3 separate regions of the Homo sapiens genome follow, and all the other regions are linked to region 1. The links are chromatin contacts, found by Hi-C or POLR2A ChIA-PET in ENCODE. All regions are on one chromosome and are shown on one strand. The core of a region is the stretch at or near the end of the contact, and the rest is flanking DNA. Distances in the headings are between cores, read along the strand shown.

The links. Hi-C counts contacts between places; a loop is a spot of excess contacts on that map. ChIA-PET counts read pairs that join two places held with the same protein, here RNA polymerase II (POLR2A). Pooled maps may share reads with other maps.
Region 2: a loop to region 1 is called in a map of naive thymus-derived CD4-positive, alpha-beta T cell, with 17 times the contacts of the local background. The contact joins the promoter of SLC25A28 here to the promoter of TM9SF3 in region 1. A Hi-C loop is called at or near these places in 1 of 168 maps with a recorded cell type or tissue (naive thymus-derived CD4-positive, alpha-beta T cell), 1 of 37 single-sample maps with no recorded cell type and 10 of 50 pooled maps.
Region 3: a loop to region 1 is called in a map of CD4-positive, alpha-beta T cell, with 12 times the contacts of the local background. The contact joins the promoter of TNKS2-DT here to the promoter of TM9SF3 in region 1. A Hi-C loop is called at or near these places in 1 of 168 maps with a recorded cell type or tissue (CD4-positive, alpha-beta T cell) and 8 of 50 pooled maps. POLR2A ChIA-PET finds 5 or more read pairs at or near these places in 1 of 52 experiments (T-cell).

What each region holds. Positions count from the first base shown.
Region 1 is chr10:96,585,199-96,588,407 of GRCh38, reverse strand. TM9SF3 (transmembrane 9 superfamily member 3) reads left to right here and starts at 1,396. Exons shown (of 15, transcript NM_020123.4): 1 at 1,396-1,674. The coding sequence starts at 1,573. It overlaps LOC105378443 (a long non-coding RNA gene), which reads right to left and starts at 1,344. Exons shown (of 3, transcript XR_946220.4): 1 at 65-1,344. RefSeq lists an enhancer at 229-288 and a silencer at 1,167-1,736.
Region 2 is chr10:99,619,153-99,621,993 of GRCh38, reverse strand. It overlaps SLC25A28 (solute carrier family 25 member 28), which reads left to right and starts at 1,555. Exons shown (of 4, transcript NM_031212.4): 1 at 1,555-1,949. The coding sequence starts at 1,659. SLC25A28-DT (SLC25A28 divergent transcript) reads right to left here and starts at 1,149. Exons shown (of 1, transcript NR_186534.1): 1 at 76-1,149. RefSeq lists enhancers at 1-580, 581-1,163, 1,747-2,329 and silencers at 815-974, 1,705-1,864.
Region 3 is chr10:91,796,827-91,799,901 of GRCh38, reverse strand. It overlaps TNKS2-DT (TNKS2 divergent transcript), which reads left to right and starts at 1,611. Exons shown (of 2, transcript NR_108071.1): 1 at 1,611-1,665. TNKS2 (tankyrase 2) reads right to left here and starts at 1,476. Exons shown (of 27, transcript NM_025235.4): 1 at 1,013-1,476. The coding sequence starts at 1,211. RefSeq lists a silencer at 1,108-1,517 and an enhancer at 1,598-1,767.

The DNA of each region.
Region 1 (3,209 bases), core at 147-2,646:
CTTATTTTCTTCAACTTGAAAATTTAACAGAACCTCTTGGTTATCATTCCATGCCAGTACTTACCTATTTCCTTTTTTTAAAGTGGCTGTATAGTTGGTAAATCATTACCAGCAAAAAGACCTATTATGGAGCCAGACTGAGTGGGTCTGGTGTTTCAGCAAGCCACTCAAGCTCTCTGTGCTTCAGTTACCTCATCTGTAACAGGAACATTTTCACCGTACCTGCTGCATAGGGTTTCTGTGAGAATTTAATGAGCCAATATCGTTCAGAATAGTGCCTGGCAGATGAACGCCCTCGTGGTGACTCCATGATTTATTTACCTAACATTGAAGAACTGTTTTAAGCAAGGGAGTGAGCGATATAATCTGGTTTCTTTTTAGAATAAAAAAAACATCACCCTGGCACCTGTTGGGGATGTTAAACGGGAGGAAGATCAGTCAGTGATGGATATCTTCTTGTGAGACTCTTGCAATACATAGTGATACGGAAGACTGGTTGGTACTGGCAGAGGAAGGAGAGGAAAAATAAACTCTTGAACCACTTTTAAGAGACCAAATGCTAGAACTTGTTGACTGCTGATGGCTGAGAAGAGACAATCTGACAAGTTCGAGATTTTTGGCTTAGTGGCCTGTGTAAATGGTGGTGCCACATTCGTATATTTTTTTTTTTTTAAAGATTTTTTGTTTCAGTGTCTACTACGGATCTGGCACTGTTCTAGGTACAGGAAATACGGAAACAGGATCTCTGCTCCGAGGAGCTTACACTCCAAGAGATATTTATGACTGGGAAGAGGAGACCCAGAAATAGTTAAGTAAACACATAAATGAACAAGAATGGCAAGCTAACTTAGCATGTCTTGATTGAACAGTAGGGGTCCAGTAAATATTCAGTAACTTTAAAACATCCAACCCTGTACGAGTTTAACAATCTCTCCTAACGGTGATTACAGGAGCCCGTGATTCATTCACAGCGGCAGACGAGCGCCAGGAAAGGGTTATTTGATCTGATCCCTCAAGTTCCGGAGGCAGCAGGTCAGACGATCGGCCCCATTTGGCAGCCAGGAAAAAAGCTTAAGCATTTTGGCCAAGGTTACACAACCCGAAACACCGGGACGCGGCCCGGAGGCGGCTTCGGCCTTGCGGTCCAGGCTAGGCCACTGCGCCGGGGCCCAGCCTGCTCGGCGCCCGCCCGAGTGCTCGGCAGGCCCGTAGCGCCGCGGCTCCCAGGAGCCGAGGGGCAGCCGGCGCGCAGGCGGCGGTTGCCGGGCCCTCCCTCGGCCCGGCGGCGGTGGCGGCCCCGCGTCGCGAGGCACTTCCGGCGCGTGCCGGGGTGGCCGGATGACGTGGCTGAGTCAGAGGAAGAGGCTGAGGAGGCGCGGGGGGCGGGGGAGGCTCAGGAGCGGGCGGTGACGGCGACGGCGGCGGCAGAGGAGGCAGCGGCTGGGCCGGGCCCCGTGCGTCTGTCCGCGCCCCGTGGATGCGAATCGGCCGCGGCGGAGGCGGCGGCGGCGGAGGAGGCGGCGGCGGGAGGAGGAGTCGGTGAGCCGGCTCCGGGCCGGAGGGGCGCGGAGGATGAGGCCGCTGCCTGGCGCTCTTGGCGTGGCGGCGGCCGCCGCGCTGTGGCTGCTGCTGCTGCTGCTGCCCCGGACCCGGGCGGACGAGCACGAACACACGGTGAGGCGCCCCGGCCGGCGCGGCCGCCCCGGGCTAGCTCCCCAGTTGCCCACTGAGGCAGGCCCCACGCAGCCTGGAGTGCCCGGCGGCCCGGTGGTGCCCCACTGCGGCCCGAGGACTCCTTCCGGTTGGGCCTGGCGGAGCAGGAACCTTGGGAGCGTGGAGGAGGCATTTCCGTGCGCTCCCGGGACAGGGCTCCGCTCCCGAGTGACAGGGTCTCCTTCCCCCGGTCTGGGCCTCAGTGGCGCCGCACCCCAGGGTCTCGGGGTTCCTGGGACCCTGGGGCCAGGAAGGAGCCTGGGAAGGGTTGAGGTTCATCCACCGCGGGAGCGGGGCAACGGGCAGGCTGGGCTCGGGGCTTTTGCCCCCCAGGGAAGGAGACTGCCTTCTGGCTACTGAGGGCTGCGACGCCGAGGAAGATGGATGCATCGTGATTACCCGGCAGCCACTAACCAGGAAATATCCTACACTTTATGGTCTCCTTTGGCTTTTATCGCCCGCTTCTGCCCAGACCGGATTAAAACCCTGGGGTGGGGCAGCATTAATAAACTTGAATTGAAGAGCAGTTTATACTTACTTGTAAGTGCACCCAACCTACACGCGTTCAATTCCTAGGCCTTTCTTGTAACTTTCTCCTCACCTTCCAGCCCCTAAGTGAGACCCCCATCCCGATAGTCTCTAACTAAGGCAGCTTCTGACAGTAAAGGGTCTTGACGTTTCCCAGTCTTCAGGTCAGGGCCAGAAACAGTCCCTTTTGCATTTGGCCTAAAGGTGATTGGCAGTTTGTTTAATTGGTATTCTCACATCAAAACGTGCATGTGAACGACTCTTCAAATGGCTTTCACTTAGGGCTGTAACTGTGGTTTTCAGAGTGGTAGACTTGAGCAAGGCAGGAAGGTCAGGTAAATTGAGAGTTTGCTTGACGAGTAATTGTTTTTTATACCTTTACCATTAATGATAGGAGTTTCTATGAGAGACTGTGTTTGTACTAAATCAGAACGATCTGAGGGAGTCTTATGTCATTTCTGGTAAGTGAGGAAATGAAGCAGTCGTCCTTACCTATTTAATGGATCCGATTTTATTTGTAATCAACAAAACTTTTCGCTGGATCCTTGGCTAGCTGGGATCTTATTTTAGCTAATAAAAGCTCTAAACTTTTGACTGTTCTACCTTCGGTCACAGCCAGAAACTTCTTACCTGTGTAGGTATGTATTTCTTTAGAGACACAAATCTCGAATTGGTGACATGTTTTTGTACTGTACTTGTGGTGTTTCACCTAAGATAATTTTGTTGGGAGGTTAAACAGCTTAAAACGATTTCCTTTTGTGTTCTTTCATCAGATAAGCTGTCTCAAAGTTTAAGAACTGCTATTGTTTCACATAGTATACAGGGACCATGTATAGATTTGGGTCTTTGAGTATTTTTAAATTTTCAGTGGGCATCCATCCTTCTGTTTAATGATATTATTACTAATATATTTCCAATTAAAAAAACACTTAGGAAAAGTTACCATATGAAACTCAGAACTCTCAATG
Region 2 (2,841 bases), core at 306-2,805, 3.0 Mb before region 1:
GGCACCTTCAGGGACTCTGAAACGCAGAAATGATATGCAAAATTTTGAGTGCACACAGGGGATGGGAGGTGGAAGTAGGAGAAGAGAATTCGTAGTTTTATTATTTTCCAAACGGTCGCGACCTAAAGGTTAATAACAACTGCTGAAGAGAGTAGAAAAAGTTTTTAAAAAGGAAGCCCAGAGAAGAGCTAAACTTTAGAAAGAAAAAAGGAAAACATCTTTCCTATCCAAGGAAAACCTATGAACAGATGGAGAAGTCCACAGTTGCATCATCTGGGTAAAACAGAGAAGACAGAGCTGGAAACCGCGGGCAGCTTGTGCCAACACGCTCGGGGAAGGCAAATGGAAGAAGACGCCCGTGCTCCCTAGAGCAGGAGGTCCTAAGGCCGGGAATCGCTGGCCTTGCCTCTCAGGACCCGGGCTGACCCGAGGGAGGGAGAAGCCCTCATCGCCAGGCGGGGGACCCATCAGCGCGCCGGCTCAGGGACAAAATACTGATGCTTCAGACTCGGCCAGGCCGTGCGTCCGAGCTTCCCCACAGCCGCCGCACTTCCCTGCTGCCTTTGGGATGCGGCCTCCAGCCCCGCCTCGCCACCGGCCGTCATCTGTGAATCATCCCGCCCATTTCGACATCTTCCTCCCCCGCCTTCGGCTCTTGGCCTGGCGCAGAGCCCAGTGACAGCCGGGGCCCGGGGAACCTCATTCATTCAACACTTGTTGGGTTTACTCTGCGAATGTGGATGCGAGGCTCAGTGCCGGGCGCTGGGGCCTGAGGAGCACCGAGTCCGGCCAGAGGGCCCAATACTCCAGACCCGACCAGAGTCTAGCGGGCCGCCGCGGTCCCCCCTGGAGGTGAGGCGGTTCCCAGCCCGCATGTCGCAACGGCTTCCCGGACAGGCTGCGGGTCGCGCCAGCCAGGGATGACCGGCCCAGGCCGGCCCCGCCTCACGCCCGCGACGAGATCCCGCGGGAACACGGCTCTCCGGGGCCAGGGCCGCCCGCTCTCCAGCCACGCGTCTCAGAATTTGAGGAGCGCACGGGAGCGCGGGTCGTAACGGCGCCCGTCAGCAGTTTGACGTTGAAGGCCTGTCGCCGCCCCGCCCCCGACGCGATCCCGCGCACAGGGACCGCAGCTCTGCAGGCGCTAGTGAGGGGCCCGAAGTCGGCCCCTAGAGTCCCTGGGCGCGTCGCTCTTTCTGTAGCCAATCGGGGACCGACGTGGTGCGGGCCAATGGCCGCGGTCAAAGTATCAAGAGTGGTTGAGCCTATCAAAGTTCAGCCTTAAGTTTCTCCCGCCCTTCTAAAAGTCAGAGGCGGGTTGATCGCACATGTCGGCCAATCAGTGACCAATAAACAAGAAGCTTCTAAGATCAAAGGGGAAAAGGTGGGATGTAGGCGCTAGCAACGCCTCAGGGCGGAGGAATGACAGGCGACTTCGCTAATACTACCGGCTGATTTTTCGTACGTAAGGAAAGGGGTGGGTCTAACTTGGCGTCTCCACCAATGGTTGCTTGGGGGGCGTGTCCGCGGGGCCAAGCGGGAGCCGGAGGCCCCGGGCTCTCTGGGCCGCGCCTGAGGCGGACACTACGGGGCCGGGGGGCGGCGGCGGCAGTGGTGGCAGCGGCGGCGGGGGTGGGCGCCGCAGCTGGCCCGGGTGGATGGAGTTGGAGGGGCGGGGTGCTGGCGGTGTGGCGGGGGGGCCGGCGGCAGGGCCCGGGCGGAGCCCCGGGGAGTCGGCGCTGCTGGACGGGTGGCTGCAGCGGGGCGTGGGCCGGGGGGCCGGCGGCGGGGAGGCCGGGGCCTGCAGGCCCCCGGTACGACAAGATCCGGACTCCGGCCCGGACTACGAGGCGCTGCCGGCTGGAGCCACTGTCACCACGCACATGGTGGCAGGCGCCGTGGCAGGGATCCTGGAGCACTGCGTGATGTACCCCATCGACTGCGTCAAGGTGAGACCTGCACCCGGCTTCGAACCCGACCTGGGGCTGACCCGACCCCTGGGTCTTGTCCGGAGCCAGGATCCCGGCTGAGAGCCGGAGCCGACATGGGTTCCTTCCTGGCTCCTGCCACTACCACATGATTCGAACCGACACTCCATTCAAGCAAGGTCCCAGCTGGGAGTTGATCCCAGTCAGGAACCAGGACCTATTTCTAACCGTCAGTGAAATCTGAATCGGGACTCAGGATCGAAAATCTGTCAGCCAAAGCCCTGGACCCCACCTGGGACTAAACAGGAATAGGGTGGGATGGGGTATCCCGAAGCTCAGGTAAGTGCTACTAACTCGATTAAGGTGAAGCCAACTGGCGTGAACCAGACCCTGAAATGGATCTAACGGCTTGAGATGTTTTCTGGGCTAGTGCTTTTACAAACTCCTTGCTGTATCTTCCCTTACTGACGGGGCAGGAACCCGAATCTGGGATCTCTCAGCTAGATAAAGGACTTACATGTTAAATCTTAACACATGAGTGATTGGAAATCATTGTGCAGTGAGAATGCAGAATTCCAGACTGGAAGTAATGTGGGAAAGATCGTATTCAGGAATAGGTTTCAGTTTCTCTGTGAAGCAAGCATGATACCCCACCTATTTCCTGAACATGAAAATTGAGCTGGGATTAGGACTGTATGTTCAGGGAGCACATCAGCCTCCAAACAAGAGAGATGAAACTGATAGCATATTTCTTTGGCCACCTGAAGTTGGCAAAAAGGGAGAAGTTGCCTAGAAAGGAAGTGTGACGGTATTAGAAAGTAGATGTAAGTATGAAGAAAATGGAAAGAGATCAACAAGAGGACACGATTCTTGTGAAAGTAAAACTAATTGCATTCACAACCAAGCAGGATGA
Region 3 (3,075 bases), core at 362-2,861, 4.8 Mb after region 1:
GTATTCCCCGATTTTTCAAAAAATTGTTTTAAACAATCATGAAATACACAAAACAAAAAACCAGGATTGTCAGAGGTAAGAGGAGGTACTCCCATTTTCAATCACGCATGACTCACCTGAAGTTAGAAACAGTCATCATCTTTCCTACAAGTGAACAGCATGCATGCTTTATGGGAATAAGCTGAATATCCCATCTATGGCTCTTTTAAATTTTTCGACTAAATTTAATATGCTTAAATCATAAAGTGAACCTAATAAATATTAAAATAATGTAATTCAAACGATCTAAATTTCAGAATGAAGCAAGGTTAGTCCCAACTTAAATTCTAGATTCAAGCTAAAGTACTTGCACTATCTTTTCTCTTATACTACCACTTTCCGCCCAACTTGTATGTGTGTGTGTCTAAGGCTTCCCGCACCCAGCCTAAGTCAGGTTTCAGTTCTCCCAAACTTGCCTATTTCCCGTTCTAGTCACTCCAGAAACTTGGTAATGATTGGCTATTCTGATAAACCAATTAACGCTAATGTGTCAACGTCCTATTAAGCTACTCCTCCTAAATTACATCCTTGTATTTTACAAAGTCCTTCAAGACCTTAACCCAAATGGAACTTGCAAGAACGAAAAATTTTGGAGGTAACTGACCTTTTAAATCATAAGGTCTATCAACTACGTCCCCTACTCTTTCTTGTGTGTAGAGGCCTTCTAGGGTAACAAGACCGGAAGTTGGTACAGGTATTGTTGATACTGTAAAACAAAACAAAGCCAAAACCCCAAACCACCCCCAACACCTGGCAAAAAAACCAAACCAAGACAAAACAAAAAACTTCCAGCGAGTGTGGCACGCTCACCCTACCCCTAATCTCCTTAGTCCCCACTGGAAGAGAGCGAGATCACCAGGACCAGAGTCCTGGAGAAAGGTCGGGAGGCGGAGGAGCACTGGTTTCAGACCTGTGGGCCCCGGCTGCGCAGGTGGGGTCTGGAGCGAGGCGAGGGGACGCTGGCCCCGGTTACCTGCGGCGAAGTGCAGCGGGGTGGATTTCCTGCCCGCCGTGTCGCGGCTGTTCACCTTCTCAGGCGTCACCAGCCTCTTGACTCGTTCCACGTCCCCGTTGCGGCACGCCTCGAACAGCTCTCGGGCGGCCGGCTCCACGGCCTCGGCCGCGGCGCTCGCGCAGGCCGCTCCCCCGCCGGCGCAGCGGCGACCCGACATGATCCTGGCCGCCGCCACAGCCAGCAACAGCGCCAGCAACCGGAGCAGGAGCCCCGGCCCCGCGAGCAGGAGGGCGAGGCCCCCCGGAGAAGACGCGCTCAGGGCCCGGGCCGCTTGGCTCCCTGCTGTCACCGGATCCGGCGCAGTCCCATGGCCGCGCCCACGCGCGCCCCTCGCTGGGCTCCCTGCCCCCCGGCTGCCCCGCGGCGGCGGAGGCAGCGCGAATCCGCCGTCCGGGTCCTGAAACGACGCGGCGGCGGAAGCTGGCAAGGCCCCTCCTGCCAGCTCCGTCCAGCCCCGGGAGCGCACGTGACGTCGTCCCGCGCGTGCGCAGTGGCCGGGCACCGGCTGGGCAGGTTTCGGCTAGCGAGGCGGCGCGAAGGGTTTGTGGGAAATGTGAGGCGAGAGGCTTCGGCGGCGGGAGAAGGGGCTTCGTCCCACCGCCATCTTTGCGGTGGGTTCTGCTGAAGCCGAACGATCCTGCATATTGTGTTTTTTGTTGTTGTTGTTTTAAGCCCTGGGCTTTCCAGGCTGAACTTTCTCACTACCATTACACTGAAAAAGAGCCCTTGAAAGTTTTGCTCGGATCTTGCACATTCTTTTGGAAGTCTTACTGTGGAAATTGTCCGTGTTTTCAGCTTCCACATCCCTTTCTCCTGGGAGATTTCTTTTCCGTTTTTTTTACTTTGTCTCTTTTCTTTCCTCCGCAACTGCTTTGTTGTTGTTGTTGTTGTTTCTTGTAAACCACTTCTCAAAAGTGAACTAGTTGCCGTTTAATAGAAGTTTGGATGAACTGCCCCCAAAATAAAGGAAATCCGAACAGTCATGGAAGTTGACTCCAATTGGAGGGATGGCTCTGATCAATTACTCTTTCCACAGTAAGTTATTAGCTCAGGATTGATTAGAGGAACTTTTTGTAAATCAATATTGTACCTGACATGCCTAAAGTTTGGATACACTGAGCATACGCATCTCCAAGAAAGTTTTCTGAGTTATAATCTTTTTCTTTGACCAACAAACAAAAGAAAAGCATATAATTGATTTTCATGCTTAAGATACTGGTGTAGTTTTACACGATAATTCCCCACTACACCCCCTTGTCTTAAACTGAAAGAAAGGTATGCCTATACATACATTTTACTTACAGAAGATGATACATGTTGACCTTTGCCATTCTGAAAAGCATCCCCCCCCCAACCTCCTACCTTAACCTGTTTTTCAGGAAATCCAGTTTTTGTTGGGGAATGTTGACTCACTACAGTGCTAAAAGAGGATGTACACTTTTTTGAGCATTTTTATACATATGAAATTGAAGTTATGGTGCTTATCAATAACATGAACATGCATGAACGAACCTAGGACTAGAACACTACCAATATGATTGCGTTTATCATTTTTCTTCCCATAAATCTGCTATGGTGATCTATGATCAGTGATAAGTTGAAATCACTGTTGTAATTGTTTTGAGGCACCACAAACCACACCCATAGAAGACAGCAATCAATCAATAAATGTGTATGTTCTGACTGCCCCACTGACAGGCTACTCTGCCATCTCTCTCCCTCTCCTGGGGCCTATCTGTTCCCTTAAACACAATAATATTGAAATTAGGCCAATTAAGAACTCTGCAATGGTTTTCTAGGTGTTCAAGTGAAAGGAAAAGTTGCGTATCTCTCACTTTAAATCAAAAGCTAGAAATGATTCATCTTAGTGCAGAAGGCATGTTGAAAGCTGAGATAGGCCCCCTTGCACCAAACAGCCAAGTTGTGAATGCAAATGAGAAGTTTTTGAAGGAAATTAAAAGTGCTACTCCAGTGAACACATGAATGATAAGAAAGTGAAACAGACTTACTGCTGATACGAA